Regions from separate parts of the Homo sapiens genome. Here region 2 is linked to region 1. The links are chromatin loops, found by intact Hi-C in ENCODE. Cell type or tissue: sigmoid colon. All regions are shown on one strand. Each heading gives the region's core, and the rest is flanking DNA. Links, peaks and the distances in the headings are about the cores only. Region 1 has its middle 160 kb from the start of LINC02219. Region 2 has its middle 31 kb from the start of LINC02219.

Evidence for each region. Hi-C counts contacts between places; a loop is a spot of excess contacts. Peaks named below come from ENCODE experiments on the same cell type or tissue, not always from the same donor. Only the 100,000 strongest peaks of a DNase experiment are listed, where the experiment ranks them.
Region 2: a loop joins it to region 1, with 2.3 times the contacts of the local background. A loop is called at or near these places in 2 of 110 quality-filtered maps.

Annotation. Positions count from the first base shown.
Region 1 is chr5:68,029,003-68,037,338 of GRCh38, reverse strand. No RefSeq gene overlaps it. Among named protein-coding and RNA genes, the nearest start is that of LINC02219, 160 kb to the left of the region's middle. In sigmoid colon, for the core only: no CTCF peak of the experiment used is centred there; DNase peaks (open chromatin) are centred at 2,928 and 4,900.
Region 2 is chr5:68,155,009-68,163,344 of GRCh38, reverse strand. It overlaps the pseudogene RNU6-1232P and the pseudogene EEF1B2P2. Among named protein-coding and RNA genes, the nearest start is that of LINC02219, 31 kb to the left of the region's middle. In sigmoid colon, for the core only: no CTCF peak of the experiment used is centred there; a DNase peak (open chromatin) is centred at 3,914.

The DNA.
Region 1 (8,336 bases), core at 267-8,266:
ATTTTTCTATAATTCTTCAACTACTACAAACAAGGGCACCAAACCCAAGTTATTGGCCGGGTGCGGTGGCTCACACCTGTAATGCCAGAACTTTGGGAGGCCAAGGGGGGCAGATCATCTGAGATCAGAAGTTTGAGACCAGCCTGGCCAACATGACAAAACCCTGTCTCTACTAAAAACCCAAAAATTAGCTGGGTGTGGTGGCATGCGCTTGTAATTCCAGCTACTCAGGAGGCTGAGACAGGAGAAATGCTTGAACCCAGGAGACAGAGGTTGCAGTGAGCTGAGATCGTGCCACTGCACCCCAGCCTGGGTGAGCGAGACTCCATCTGAAAACAAAACAAAACACAACAAACAAACAAATAAACAAAAGACTCCACAAGTTATTCCCATACAATTTTGAGCCCAGAAGCAACATATAATAGTCTTGTTAGAAGATCAGCTGTATAAACTCAACACTTAAGATAAGAAGTTAGACTTGGCCTCCTGGCCAGAAGGCTTACCATGGAAATTACAGTCCCCACCCCTTCTCCCTCTCTTTTTTTGAGTTCATAAAGCAATGATTCCAGATTTTAAAGAAGTCTTTACTTTTCCCACTCAGGGAAGAGCAGAGACACTTAAAAGTTGGCCAACCAGTTTTGTCGAGAAGCTTGTGGACAAAAGTGGAAATGGAGATATATTGTGACCACATTTCTGAGCAATTTTAACTCACTGGACTAACTGATATGACATGTCATATCAAATAGACAACAAGCAAATCAGGAACACACCTGCCAGTCCATTGTCAGAAAAAGAAGTGACTACTCAAGCAGCATGGTAGCCCAGTGGTAGGGCAGGTGGGGTCACCTCTCTTTATTTCTTTTTCTCCCTGACTTTCTATTTTGCCTCCATCTTGCTTTTCATTTTCCCTCTCTCTCTCATCATCAGGGAGTGGAATGTGCCTCACAGCAGCTTCCTAAGAGGCAGGAAGAGAAGGCTAAGTGTGTGAAGAAATTCCTCTCGAGCAGTTCGAATAACCTGTTTTCTCTGATTTAGTTCTGGAGAAGGCTGACAAAGAAGAGTTTGGTTATAAGGAGTGGAGATGATAAAGGTTTGCTTACAATGTGGGTTGGGTGGTGGGCATTTTAAATACTAGGGGTGGGGAGGCAGGGAGTGCTGCTGCCACCATCTCTAGAACTCAGTTCATTGCTCACTTAAACTGGTCTCCTCATTACTTTGACAGAACTGCTCTTGTACCTGAAGCTATGTTTAAATACGTTTCCCCATCCTGGCCATAGCAGGAAGACAGGGTAGTAATTTGAAATAAAAAGAAAAAGAATGGAAGACTCAAAGGCATTCCTTAAGCACCCTGCTAGGTAGCCTTCTACTCAGACCAGCCTTGGTCCATTGGTCCATTGGTCCCTGCCCTAAGCTCACTGTCAGGCGGAGAGGGGAGGTGTCAGACTTATAGTCCTGAAGATAGGGGCTCCCAGATGTAAGATGCATGTTAAGACAGGATGAGAGTTAATTTGGAGTCATCAGTTTTGAGGTACAAAAGAAAATCATTTTTCTTGCTCAGCGGCCACACCCTCATTTGATTCTAACATAATCTGTGTTAGTTATCTATTACTGTGTTACAAATTACCCCTAAAACAGAGCATCGTGAAAACAAACATTTGCTATCTCTTCATTTCTGTGGGTCAGGGGTCTGGGTGAAGCTTATGTGGGTCCTTTGCCTTAGGGTTTGTCATGAGGCTGCAAGCACAGTGACAGCTGGGGCCACAGATTTGTGGAGGCTTGCATGGGGGAAGATCTGCTCCAAGCTCACTCAGGCAGCTCCTAACCGACCTCTGGCTCTCTGTAGCTGCGGACTGGAGACACCAGTTTCTTGCCTCTCATAGGGCAGCTCACACCATTGCAGGGGCTTCCCTCAGAAATCAAACAAGGGAGAAAGGAATAGGAAGAGTGTGAGCAAGATGGAAGTCCCACACTTTTTGTAACCTTATCTTGGAAGTGGCACACTATCATTTTTGCTATATACTGTTTCTTAAAAATGCATTCACTCAAGGGGAAGAGATTGCCCAAGGGCATGAATACAAGGAGGCAGGGATTTCCAGGGACCATTTTAGTTGCTGCCTGTAACCAGCTGGACAACCAATGGTAGTCTTCAGACTGAAGTCTAAATGACTTTTGGTTGCCTTCAAAACCCAAATCCACCCTGCAAGAGTACAGAGCTACCACCATTGAGGATATTAAAAAATGAAAATGTCGTGAACTCTTATTTAAAGTATTTAAACTTCTGACTAGTTGAAGAAACTATGTCAAAGGAGACAACACCCTTTTGGATATATAAAATATGATGACTGCGAACCCCGTAGGTTCCATTCACACTGTATATTTGTTTTCATGATGAGGCTTTTGCATGTTGATAATTAGCCAAAATAACACTATTCCATTTTCCAAAGTAAAAATAAATTCCTTGTGTGAGTCTAGCTCCTACTAAATTGTAGGGGCTGTGACATGGGCAGGAAGGAGAGTGACTCCCTATAGTCACATGGTTTGGTCATTTAAGCCCCCAGACAGGCAGCAGAGGCCTGGGTACCTGAATCCAGCACCTTCTGGCAACTGCATCTAAACCTACACAGGCTGGTGCCAGCACAGCGTAACTGTGCTCAGCATGGGCAACATGATGGGAAGGAGACCCAGGACCAAGATGAATAGAACCGGCTCAGGTTCTAGCTAAGCACCAGATTCTACCAGGGTGCTTTGTCCACCCTGCTCTCTGTAAAGCTTTTGTCACTTTGCAAATTTAATTCTCATGGATTGGAAGAAGGGAAGTTCATATCTAGAAACTTGGAGACATTGTGAACCAGGAAAAAATGGTATCTTGATTGCTGGCTGCTCCAAGTCTTATTGGCTTGTGGCCAAGCTTTGGCCTGCTTGTTAGAGCTATGCAGGGAATGCAAAGAGGAGAGTCTAATTCTCTCAATGGGAGTCAGAAGCAGGGCTGATTTTCTCTACTCATATACTTAGAATTCACCCATAAGCCCACTCCCTTGGCCTCAAGTGGGGCTCTGGACTTTGGCCTAAGCCAGATTCCTTATTTCCTCTAACTTGCTCCTGGTTCTAGTTATTAAGCCAAAACTTTGTTCTAAACACAAGTTGTGAGTGATTGGGTCTTCTTATCTCTATCTTCAAAGATAAGTTATACATTAGCAAGATTATTAAAGGGTGGGGTAGGCTAAGAAGGCAGAAAGTTTAACTCATTAGTGACTAGAGTGGGTCTTCGAGGTCACTCAAAGTCTGGAAGAAAGGAACGCACTGGAGGAGGCACTGGTTTCCTTGCTGGCATTCAAATAGAAAGAGTATGCACAGCGGGCATGAGAAGAAAAGGCTCGGGGCAACTAAGCTTTTTCTGAACACTTCTGCAAGTCACTTAGGAAGCTGTCATCTGAGGGGCTCCTCCAAGTTCCACTCACAGACAAGAGTCCCAAAGAACTAGGATAGAGAGAATTAGCTTGTTGGTGGGAGTAGAGGAACCAAGCACAGGGTCTTACGATTTGATTTTTGTTTTCTCTTTTCTTTTCTTTTTTTTTTTTGAGACAGGGTCTCACTCTGTCACCAGGCTGGAGTGCAGTGGTATGATCTGGGCTCTCTGCAACCTCTGCCTCGAGGGTTTGAGCGATTCTCCTGCCTCAGTCTCCTGAATAGCTGGGATTACAAATGTGCACCGCCACGCCCAGCTGATTTTTGTATTTTTGGTAGAGACCAGGTTTCACCATGTTGGCCAGGCTGGTCTCGAACTCCTAACCTCAAGTGATGCACCCGCCTCGGCCTCCCAAAGTGCTGGGATTGCAGGCGTGAGCCACTGCACCTGGCCTGTTTTTTTGCTTTTAAGTATGCTTTCATATACACTGTTGTACATTATTTTAGGTAGTGAAGTGTGAAGTGTGAAGTGTGTGTGCGTGCCCCTGTGGGGGATAGAGGATTGCCTTATATTCATTTCTGTGTGTTAAGGTCCATAGAGGAAGTCCGTGCCCCCAGGCTAGCAGATAGTGCAGCGCAGAATGTCAGAATTAGCAAAATCTGCTCCCAATTCCTTACTTAAACCTTCCTAATGCTCTCAACAGTGTTTTAAACAAGTCAACACTTGCCCACGGGCCTGCTCTGCATTCTTCTGAGCAGGGTGCCAGAGTCAGTTAGTCTGAAGAACACAAAGGCTCAAGGAAAAGAACCTGCTTAGTCTCTGCCACACATATGTTAGGAAAAGAAAAAGGAATAAAAATGTTGAGGTCTGAGCTTTCATGCTGACCGGATCTATAAAAAAAGACTTTAAATTTTCTTTTATCTTCTTTAGCTATTGTTATTGCATTTTCAGTTCACATTATGATCAAGTGTTAGAGTGCACAATTAGTTAACAGATTACTTCAAGAAAGGTAGAAACTAATTCCAATAATAGGACAAGAAAAGATACGCTATTTCTGGTCAGCATCTATTTTGCCCCAAAACATGCTACAACTATTACTCATAGGTAAGCAAAGGAGAAGGAAAAATATCAAAAATCCTGAAAGGAAAGGAAAGAGGGAGGGAAGGACATAAACTGCAGGTCGTGTCATACGACTGTATTTACATTTGGACAAATGCACCTTTTATCAATTCTTTTGAATAAATATATATTTATAGTGTGTCTACATTAACAAAAGGGTTCAATAACATGAGTTAATTATTGACAGAGTTCCTATTGAATTTTTGGCTCAATTTCTAGCCTATGTTGAAAAAGTTAGACTTGGTACAAATTGACATGCTGCAAATGGCCTCATGCAAGCAATTGCAATAGTGCACCATGACATCTGGTTGTCCGCAGAGATGTGAAAAACTTCTGGTTCAGACACTGGCTAACAACGCCCTTTCTTCCCAGATAGTGTGACTTGGCTTAGGGGCTTGAATGTCCTTCCTTGGAACTGGCCGCAGAACTTTGGAAACTGAGAGTCCCATTTGGAATTGATAACTCATGTTCTGGGCAAAAGCAATACTAACATCAAGTCCTCCAAAGAATAGGAAAGCAAAACTCATTTTTTCCTCTATTAATAAAGAGAATAACTTCACATTTTTAGAGCTTAATTCTAACATTCAATGGAGAATTAAAATTTGGCATCAACAAATGTTCAAGTATTTATTAAGTGTTTTCCAACTCTCGGCACTGTTATAGGTGTTATAGTGAGCAGAAAACCCAGAAGACATAATTTCAGCCCTCAAAAATCATATACTGTGATTGAAGACTGAAGTACACGCTATACCAGGGTATCCCAAACTGAGGTGAAAGGATGGATTCACAGCTTCCATGGTTTTCCTGCAATTATTTGCAAAATTTTGTGTATATCTATTGTTTTTCAGAGGAGAATGGCAAGAGTTTTTTTCTTCTTCTTTTTCTTTTTCTTTTTTTTTTAGAGGGAGTTTCACTCTTGTTGCCAGGCTGGAGTGCAATGGCACGATCTCAGCTCACTGCAACCTCCACCTCCTGGGTTCAAGTGATTCTCCTGCCTCAGCCTCCCAAGTAGCTGGGATTACAGGTGTGTGCTACCATTCCTGGCTAATTTTTGTATTTTTAGTAGAGACAGGGTTTCACCATGTTAGTCAGGCTGGTCTCGACCTCCTAACATCAGATGAGGCACCTGCCTCGGACTCCCAAAGTGTTGGGATTACAGGCGTGAGCCATCGTGCCTGGCCGAATGGCAAGAGTTTTAAATCAGATATTTAAAGAAGTCCATTTCCTAAGAAAATATCTAATAACCTGGGAGCTATTTATTATATATTAATAGTAAAAATAAGAACTAACATTTATTATTGTGCCAGGATTCATGCTAGGCACTTTACATTTGACTCATTAAATGGTCACAATAACCCTATGGAGTAGGCGTTATTATTTTCCCATTTTACAGATATAAAAACTTAGAGAGAAGGCAAGTCAAAGGGTGCTTGATTAGTAACTGTTAGCTTAGGAGTTGAACTCAGATCTATTTGATAGCAAAGTCTGTGTTCTTAATCTCTGTGATACATAATAAGAAAAACATATGGGAGTTGAAAAGCAGTAAAGGACAAAAGTAGAAGAGATGTCAGAAGGCAGAGAATCTGGGCACAGTGAGCAGTGGCCAAGTTGGCTACAAATGCTAGAATAATGTGCTAAGAAATGTCTTGATGGAGGTGAGAATTGAATAGAGACTTGTAAAAAAAAAAAAAAAGAGGATTTTCTAATTTAGTGTTCAGGACCATTTAGCAATACTTCCTGCAATCCCAGTTGGTGCTAGCTGGAATGCCTAGCCGTAACATTTTAAGCCTTTAAGTGTGCTTCTATATTCAACAAAGTAAATAAATTTTTGCACTCTTACAAAGGCAAGCAAATGTCTGGGCTCTGGAGGAACGTACAAATGTGAATAAGATAAGGTCCAGCTCACAAACTGGTGAAAACACATAGGTAGGGAATTCTGATGGAAAGAGGCAAAGTTTAGGAACACAATGAAAGGAAAGCCTTTGGCAGCAGCCTGACAGAGATGGTATCTCAGCATGTTGCCTAGGCTGGTCTGGAACTCCTGGCCTCAAGCAATCCTCCTGCCTCGGCCTCCCAAAGTGTTGGTTTTACAGGCGTGAGCCATCGCAGCCAGACAGGCTTATCTTCGTGGAACAAGTTGGATTGAGTTTGGCATAAAGGAGTGGTCAGGATTTTGGCGGGGAGATAGGGGGAAGGAGATTTCAGGGCTGAGATCTGAATGGGCTGCCTCTTCACCTCATTGGCTTAGCTCCACACTTTGCTGGGATTTCTGCTTTTGAGTCCTGTCTGTAGGCTCCACTTCTTCATCACTATTGTTAAGGGGACACTGGCAGATCTAATTTCTTGGCTGGTACTACCTTAGGCTGGTCAAATGAAACTCCAGGTTGCAAAGCTGGGCTCATAGGCATAGCCCAGCATTTACAAGGGGGAGCTATGGTGCCCTTGCTTGAGATATTTATTTGCTTTCTACACTGAGAATCTCTCAGCAAATTTTTTTTCCTTTAATCAAAGTTGCCATAAATGAGCCTCTGGCTCTCCAGGTGACCTTACCTCAGGAAGGTCTCTGTACTTCTGAATGGCTGTACCCAATTCAGAGCGTCAGATATACTGCTGCCTCCTTCCCCTGGCTCTGTAGCATTGGAGTTGTTTTCAGAGGGGAAATCTGTGCATCTCCCCCATGCTTCATGGTCCTTCCAACTGTTCTAATGCAGGGTTAGACATTCCGAAGTTAACCCTTCACCCTTTTCCCCCATAGGTCTTTCTCAGCAAATGACAGATGGACACAGGTGAATTGACCCAGATCTTCATCCTATGTCAGGAGAATCCTCACTCAACTCACTAGGTACATTTGAGTTAACCTTAGTTAAGGCTCTTTTGAGGTATCCATTTAATAAACTGTTAGTACAGTTCATCTGAATTCAGTTATTTCTGATAAAAACTTAGATTTTTTTAAAAAGGGCTATATAGGGTAAACTATAACATTTACCTTTAACATCTGAAATGGACTAGTTAGTACTAGGAGGCCACATGCTCCACGGGCTTTTGCTTCAACTTGTCTTGAACCCTTGGAGACATCATTCACCCCTCTAGTCCTTGTTTTCCTTGCTTGTATATGGGGTGGATGTTGTTTAAAGTTCCCTCCAGAATTGACTTATCTAAGAAATTACAGATACCGTTTTCATTTGTTCACATGTAAGTTATAAGAGCATGCATGAAGGTACTGGTGAGTGTGGTGGCTCATGCCTGTAATCCTAGCACTTTGGGAGGCCAAGGTGGGAGGATTGCTTGAGCTCAGGATTTTGAGACCAGCCTGGGCAACAGCAAGACCTAATCACTATAAAAAATTCAAAAATTAGCTGGGCGTGGTAGTGCACGCCTGCAGTCCCAGCTACCTGGGGGGCTGAGGTGGGAGGATAGCTTAGGAGGTCAAGTCTGCAGTGAGCCATGATGGTGCTACTATACTTGAGCCTGGGCAACAAAGCAAGACCCTGTCTCAAAAAATAAAAAGTTTAAGCTTCTCACTCTTCCTGTTGTTGACCTCAGTGGTCCTTCTAAGGATACAAGCTGCTCCCTCTTAAAGAGGCTCTGTAGTTTTTACTCTCTCTCTCTTTCTGTCTTGCTCGCACATTCATATACCATTTGAGGCTCACATAATGGATCAGGCTATTTACTTTCCCTTTCAAGAAACCTTGTCATTTGATTGGGATAGATCTGATATCTGGGACATCTGGGTCATGTGTTATTAGGAGGAGAATCTAACTGACCTTTCCCACCTCCCCACCTCCTATAATAAATGCTTCTCTCTAACATC
Region 2 (8,336 bases), core at 124-8,123, 130 kb before region 1:
AAAAGATAATGAAACCAGATCGTATACAGTAAGAAGCAATCACTTCCAATTGAAAAGGGCAAGAGTAGTTTCCACAGGGAATTGGGTTTTGAACTATTATCAAAAATTTGATAGGCAAAGCTCTGGAAGGAGAAGGGGAGAAAGAAATTTTAACTTTGGCCAAATGGCATAATCAAATCATAAGAAGTAGACCAGTCTGTCTAGAGAGAATTGTTCATATGGGATATGTCAAGCAGATCAGGTTGGAAAGGAAGTTAGATCAAATTCTTTTTTTTTTTTTTTTTTTTTGAGGCAGAGTTTCTTACTGTTGCCCGAGCTGGAGTGCAATGGCTCCATCTCGGCTCACTGCAACCTCTGCCTCCTAGGTTCAAGCGATTCTCCTGTCTCAGCCTTCCGAGTAGCTGGGATTACAGGTGCCCGCCACCACATCTGACTAATTTTTATAATTTTAGTAGAGACGGGGTTTCACTATGTTGGCCAGGCTGGTCTTGAACTCCTGACCTCGTAATCTGCCTGTCTTGCCCTCCCCAAGTGCTGGGATTACAGGCGTGAGCCACAGTGCCTGGCCCAAATTCTTAATTCAATTAACTATATATGAATTTTGAGAAGATAAGACACACTGCAGATACATTCTTATGGGAGAAGGTCAAAGAAAGTCTGACGTGTGGCTGCTCTCTGTGCCTACATAGAAAAAATTCAAATAGTATATATAGTTTACCACAAACTTTTAGGCAAAAGCCTGATTATGTAGTCAGATCCATCTATGTGCAAAGTAAAACATCTTTGACTTACTAACTTATTTTTAATTTTTTTTTTTTTTTGAGACGGAGTCTTGCTTTGTCGCCTAGGCTGGAGTGCAGTGGCACGATCTTGGCTCACTGCAACCTCCACCTCCCAGGTTCATGCCATTCTCCAGCCTCAGCCTCCAAAGTAGCTGGGACTGCAGGAGCCTGCCACCATGCGTGGCTAATTTTTTGTATTTTTAGTAGAGACGGGGTTTCACTGTGTTAACTAGGATGGTCTTGATCTCCTTACCTCGTGATCCACCCGCCTCAGCCTTCCAAAGTGCTGGGATTACAGGCGTGAGCCACCGTGCCTGGCCTTATTTTTAATTTTTATTAGGTAATTTGAGGTAATATATGTAGGCATTTTTTTAACTTGATCACTCTATAAGGTTTACAAGGAAAAAGAATTAATCTTGTCTAACCCTGCCCATTCCTGAGTTCCACTACCTAGAGGAACTACTTTCAACTTTCAGGCTTTTCTGATTTTAAATTCCATTTTTGAAGAAACATGCTTATATTGCTACTTCTTGATTTAGACATGATTTTCTCTATTAAATTAGGATTTAGTTCTTTAATAACTACCATCCCTAGACTTTACTGCACACAATTACTTCTTCATCTTTATGTTCCCAACATAAATCTTTCACAATTTTTAGCCAAGTCAGAGTACAGTATTTACATTATTTTGATCATGTAAGTATTGTTCTCGGTTGAGCCATGTGGTACCCTGTGAACACATTTTTTCCTTGTATAACTTCTAAATTTTACAGGGGTTAATTGCTTCTTTTGTATTTATAATTTTCTATTCACATAGCAATAAGTTATCCCTAAATTCTCCATTCAAGTGTCTAACATGCCCCTCAATGTTGTCAAATTTAATTGGTAATTTCTATGTTCCATTTTTCCCCCCTTGAAGACATCCCTCTTGGAGTACTCCATCTTCTTATTCCAATCTGGCTTACTGAAGAGTTGTTATCCCCAGACTTCCTTGACTATCATCCTAGAAATTCTCATCACTTCTTTTCTTCTGTGGGATACCATCTTCCTTTTTTCTCCTGTGTGCTTAGGGTGGGGCTTGTCATATGGTAGGCCTTTCTGTACACAAGGCCCATCTGGTTCTTTGTGGAATCCCAAATGCCAGTTATCTTTAAGATTTATCTCTTGGGCTTATCAGCTTTCTCAGACAGAATCATTCAGTTGCCTGATGGTAGGGTGTGCATGAAAGACCGGCAGCAAGCGTTTTGGAAAGGCCTTGGGGAAGGGGCGGGTTTACTCTTCAGTATGCAGATGTTTCCTTAATCACTCTGTTTTCAATAAAGAGCCTTACTTTCACCTTCAAATGTTCCAGGGGTCTAAAAAATTGCCCTCTCCAGTCTAGATGGATGAAGGTTGAGAGTCATCTCATCAGATCATAAAACTACCAAGATCGTAAAAGAGGTCAATCAGTTAAGTTTTATAGTCAACAAATATTTATTGAGTGCCTAATTTGAACAAGGCATTGTGTTAGAAATTGAGAGAATGCACACTTCCTTACCAAATTCCTTGGAACTGCGACCTACTCTTTGAGAAAAAAAAAAAAAAAAAAAAAAATCAAGTTTTCTACAAATCCCAGAAAGGAGTGCTCACACACAAGGTTTTGAAACTCATTACTCCAAGAGGGTCTAGGCCAAATGTGGAAACAGTTTCAAAAAAGATATAGGAAAGTACATAATTGTCAGCTCCATCGAGACAAACTAAAATGTTGTGGAAATATTTCTAACCTCTGAGACTCTTGACAAAGAGAGCAAACAAGTCTTTCAACAATTTCTTTCTTTTTTTTTTTTTTTTTTGAAACGGAGTCTTGCTCTGTCACCCAGGTTGAGGTTCAGTGGTGTGATCTCTGCTCACTGCCACCTCCGCCTCCCGAGTTCAAGTGATTCTCCTGCCTCAGCCTCCTGAGTAGCTGGGATTACAGGCACCCACCACCACATCTGGCTAATTTTTGTATTTTTTAGAGACAAGTTTTCACCATGTTGGCCAGGCTAGTCTCGAATTCCTGACCTCAAGTGATCCACCTGTCCACCTGCCTCAGCCTCCCAAGTGCTGGGATTATAGGCGTGAGCCACCGTGCCCAGCAGTCTTTCAACAATTTTGATTGGTAGTGAGAGGTATGTTCCTGCAATGCTACATGCAGTTCCTAGAATATACTAAATTCTACTTTGATGAAGTGTATCTACTATCGTGCAAGTCTGTCAGCAGATATTTTCTATATCGTTCAAATTAAGTGTGGAGCGGAATGATCTTCATAGACCAGCAGTTCTCAAAGTGTAGTCTTTGGGCCTCTGGGGGTCCCCAAGGTCAAAACTAGTTTTTATAGTAATACTAAGACATTGTTTGCCTTAGTATTAATAATATTAGTATTATTAATAATAGCCTTTCTCATTGTGTTGATATTTACATCAATGGTGTTTGTGCTTTAGCGTAAACCATAACAGTAGCATAAAACTATGCCAGCAGATACTGTATTCTTCACCACAAGGCTCTTGCAGAAAAAAAAAAAAAAACAAACCAGTTTCACTGTTTCACTTAAGAATGTCGTTGAGCTTTTTCCTCTCTTCAGCGCGGGGTGCCCACAAGTTGCGCGCTCTCTTTCTGCTGCTCCCCAGCTCTCAGATACAGCCGACACCATGGGTTTCGGAGACCTGAAAAGTCCCGCGGGCCTCCAGGTGCTCAACGATTACCTGGTGGACAAGAGCTACATTGAGGGGTATGTGCCATCACAAGCAGATGTGGCAATATTTGAAGCCGTGTCCGGCCCACAGCCTGCTGGCTTGTGTCATGCCCTACGTTGGTATAATCATGTCAAGTCTTATGAAAAGGAAAAGGCCAGCCTGCCAGGAGTGAAGAAAGCTTTGGGCAAGTATGGTCCTGCCAATGTGGAAGACGCTACAGGAAGTGGAGGTACAGATAGTAAAGATGATGATGACATTGATCTCTTTGGATCTGATGATGAGGAGGAAAGTGAAGAAGCAAAGAGGCTAAGGGAAGAAAGTCTTGCACAATATGAATCAAAGTTAGCCAAAAACCCTGCACTTGTTGCCAAGTCTTCCATCTTACTAAATGTGAAACCTTGGGATAAGGAGACAGATCTGGCGAAATTAGAGGAGTGCGTCAGAAGCATTCAAGCAGACGGCTTAGTCTGGGGCTCATCTAAACTAGTTCCAGTGGGATACAGAATTAAGAAACCAAATACAGTGTGTAGTTGAAGATGATAAAGTTGGAACAGATATTCTGGAGGAGCAGATCACTGCTTTTGAGGACTATGTGCAGTCCATGGATGTGGCTGCTTTCAACAAGATCTAAAATCCATCCTGGATTATGGCATTTAAATAAAAGCTTGATAGATAAAAAAAAAAAAAAAAGAATGTCTTTGAGTGCTCGCTTCAGCAGCACATATACTAAAATTGAAATGCCCCTATGCAAGGATGGCATACACATTTGTGAAGCCGTCTATAGTTTTAAAAAAGAATGTCTTTGAAACAGCATTAAAAAAACTTCTTAAATCTCAACCATTATGTACACTTTAAAAATACTCTGTATGACAAAATGGGAACTGCACAGAAAACGCTGTGGCTGCATGCTGAAGTATGACAGTCGGTGTGAGGAAAAGTGCATGTTTAATTGTATGAGATACAAGCTGAAGAGCCATTTTTCACAATACACTTTTTTTTTTTACTTGAAAGAACAACTGACAGACAAATTATAGTTATTCATACTTGAGTATTTGTCAGACATTTTCTCAAAAATTAATGAAGTGAGTCTGTCACTTCAAGGAAAACAACTGGCGGTATTTGTTGCCAGTGATAAAATTTAAGCTTTCAAGTAAAAAATAGAATATCAGAAAATTCGTATTCACCACTGTGGGCTTGACAACATCCTAATACTTAAGGCTTTGCTGATGAGATTGGTGATGATGTTAACAATGTGATTTAGAAAAAAAAAATGTTTTTAGAGAAGGGGTCTCACTATGTTGCCCAGGCTGGACTAGAACTCCTGGGCTCAAGCGATTCTCCCATCTAAGCCTCTCAAGTAGCAGGGACTACAGGTAAACCTGACTGTGCCCAGCTAACAATTGTAATTTTTTAAAATATTAAAATAATAATAATAATAATAACATTGATAATAAAACACATCAAATTTGGGAAGAACAACGTAAATCACTGAACCAGTATTTTCCAAATGATCAATGCATGGGTAAGAGATCCATTCAAAGTGAAAGATAGACAGAAGAATTTTAATTTGACAAGCAACGTTTAAGAAACTACTACTTGGTGATTTTGGGGTAATATTAAAGAAAAATATCCACAACTATTTAAAAAGGCTATTAAAATACTCCTCCATTTTCCAACTATATCAGCAGAATGAAAGAAGTAGTAGACATGAGAATCCAACTGTCTTCTATTAAGCAAGACATGAAGGTTTTTATTTATTTATTTTAAAATTTTACTTTAAGTTCTGGGATACATGTGCTGAATGTGCAGGTTTGTTACATAGGTATACATGTGCCATTGTGGTTTGCTGCACCCATCAACCTGTCATCTATGTTTTAAGCCCTGCATGCATTAGGTATTTGTCCTAATGCTTTCCCTCCCTTTCCCCCCACCCCTGACAGGCCTCACTGTGTGACGTTCCCCTCCCTGTGTCCATGCATTCTCATTGTTCAACTCCCACTTATGAGTGAGAACATGCCGTGTTTGGTTTTCTGTTCCTGTGTTAGTTTGCTGAGAATGATGGTTTCCAGCTTCATCCATGTCCCTGCAAGAGACATGAACTCATTCTTTTTTATGGCTGCACAGTACTCCATGGTGTATATGTGCCACATTTCCTTTATCTAGTCTATCACCGATGGACATTTGGGTTGGTTCCAAGTCTTTGCTATTGTGAATAGTGCTGCAATAAACATACATGTGCACACAGACATCAACATTTTTGCAATGATGTAACAATGCTACTTTTCTCACTATTTAAAAAAATGCAGTTAATTTTCATCAAATATGCAGTGATTCCTAATTTGGGATGATATTGCCCAACCTCCCCTCCAGGGACACTGGGCAATATCCACAGACATTTTTGGTTGTCCCATTGGGTGGAGGTGGCAGGTAAGGTGTTGCTGGCATCTAGTGTGTAGAGGCCAGGGATGCTATTGAACATCTTATAATGCACAGAACAGCTCCCACAACAGAGTTATCAAGCGCAAAACATCAATAGTGTGGAGGTTGAGAAGCCCTAGACTAAATTATAGAAGACAGATACAAAAGCTGCCTGTCAAAACAAAACAATGAAGCCAAATCACCTAAGTGTATGTATCCAAAATGCTACATTTTAAGGCCAAGATGCATACAGATTAGAGTAAGATACTAGGTTTAAGTCATGAAAGCTGTTTTCTGATTCACTAGAGAGAATAGTTTGTAATTTTTTGTTTTTGTTTTTGGAGGGACTGAGTCTTGCTCTGTCACCCAGGCTGGAGTGCAGTGATGCAATCTGAGTTCACTGCAACCTCTGCCTCCTGGGTTCAAGCGATTCTCCTGCTTCAGCCTCCTGAGTAGCCGGGACTACAGGCAGGTGTCATCACACCCGGCTAATGTTTGTATTTTTAGTAGAGACAAGGTTTCACCATGTTGGCCAGGCTGGTCTCAATCTCCTGACCTCAGGTAATCCACCTGCCTTGGCCTCCCAAAGTGCTGGGATTACAGGTGTGAGCCACCGCACCCGGCCTCAGTCTGTAATTTTCTTTTTTTTTTTTTTTGAGACGGAGTCTTGCACTGTCGCCCAGGCTGGAGTGCAGTGGCACAATCTCAGCTCACTGCAAGCTCTGCCTCTCAGGTTCACTCCATTTTCCTGCCTCAGCCTCCTGAGTAGCTGGGACTACAGGCACCCACCACTATGCCCGGCTAACTTTTTATATTTTTAGTAGACACGGGGTTTCACTGTGTTAGCCAGGATGGTCTTGATCTCCTGACCTCGTGATCTGCCCGCCTCGGCCTCCCAAAGTGCTGGGATTACAGGCGTGAGCCACTGCGCCCGGCCCTCAGCTTGTAATTTTCTACGGGAAAATATAGGGCTAATTTTTAAGCTCTAGTTTATCATTAAAACTAATAGAGTTTTAGAAATTCATTCTATCTCATGTTCAACATATAACTCATGTTTGGTATTGTAATCTGTATTTGTATTTCCGAATACACAGCAAATGTGAGGCCAGCGAATGTGAACATGAAGTAAAAGACACAGTAATTATAGCACCCTGTACTCTGGGCTTTGACTCAAGGCATTGTCTAAGGTTCCTCAAGCATCCATAAAATACAAGACTTAAAGCGTTAGTAAGATGTCATGTTTTTGAAAAATAGAATAGTACTAGAGAATGAAGCTAGTTAATGGTTGTTGGACAAATTAATGACATCATTTTGGTAAGAGAGGATTTATATAACTCCTAAAATCTCACCATAGGTGGGATCATCATATCAGTCAACTAGTCATACCTAAGCGCGGTTTAATTATATCTTCCCAACTATTACTCCTCATCCCGCGGTATGTTGAAGTCCTAACCCCTGATACCTATGAATGTGATTTCATTTAAAAATTGGGTCTTTGCAGATGTAATCAAGTTAAAATGGAGTCATACTGGATTAGGATGGGCCCTAAACCAATCCCGGGTGTATTTATAAGGACTGACAGATTTGGAGACACACACACACAGAGGGAAGAAGGCCACATAAAGACAGAAGCAGAGATTGGAGTGAAACAGCTACCAGCCAAGAATGCCCAGCATTTCTTTTCTTTTTTTTTTTTTTTGAGAGGGAGTCTCGCTCTGTCTCCCACGCTGGGCAGTGGTGCGATCTCGGCTCACTGCAAGATCTGCCTCCCAGGTTCACTCCATTCTCCTGCCTCAGCCTCCCGAGTAGTTGGAACTACAGGCACCCGCCACCACGCCCAGCTAATTTTTTTGTATTTTTAGTAGAGATGGGGTTTCACCGCGTTAGCCAGGATGGTCTCGATCTCCTGACCTCGTGATCTGCCCGCCTCGGCCTCCCAAAGTGCTGGGATTACAGGCGTGAGCCACTGCGCCCGGCCAATGCCCAGCATTTCTAGGACTGCCAGCAACTAGGAAGTGGCAGGGAAGGATTCTTTCCTAGAACCTTCAGAGGGATCATGGCTCTGCCAATTCTGGACTTCTAGAACTGTAATGCAATACATTTCTGTTGTTTTAAGCCACCGAGTTTGTGGTATTTTGTTACAGCAGCCCTAGGAAATTAATAAGCATACCAGTCTATACCAAAGCCTCTTCTTCAAACCTTTTGCAGGTAGTTTAATGGTCTTGGGCTGGGAGAGTCCAGTGATGGGGCATTCACTACCTAACAGAACAGGTAGATTCACTGCTGGCTGGTTTTAAAAGTTATAGAGTTCTTCCTTATAATGAACAGACAGATATGTCTGTTTGGTTGTTTACATTTTTTGTTATTTATTTATTTATTTAGTTAGTTAGAGATGGAGTCTTGCTTGGTCGCCAGGCTGGAG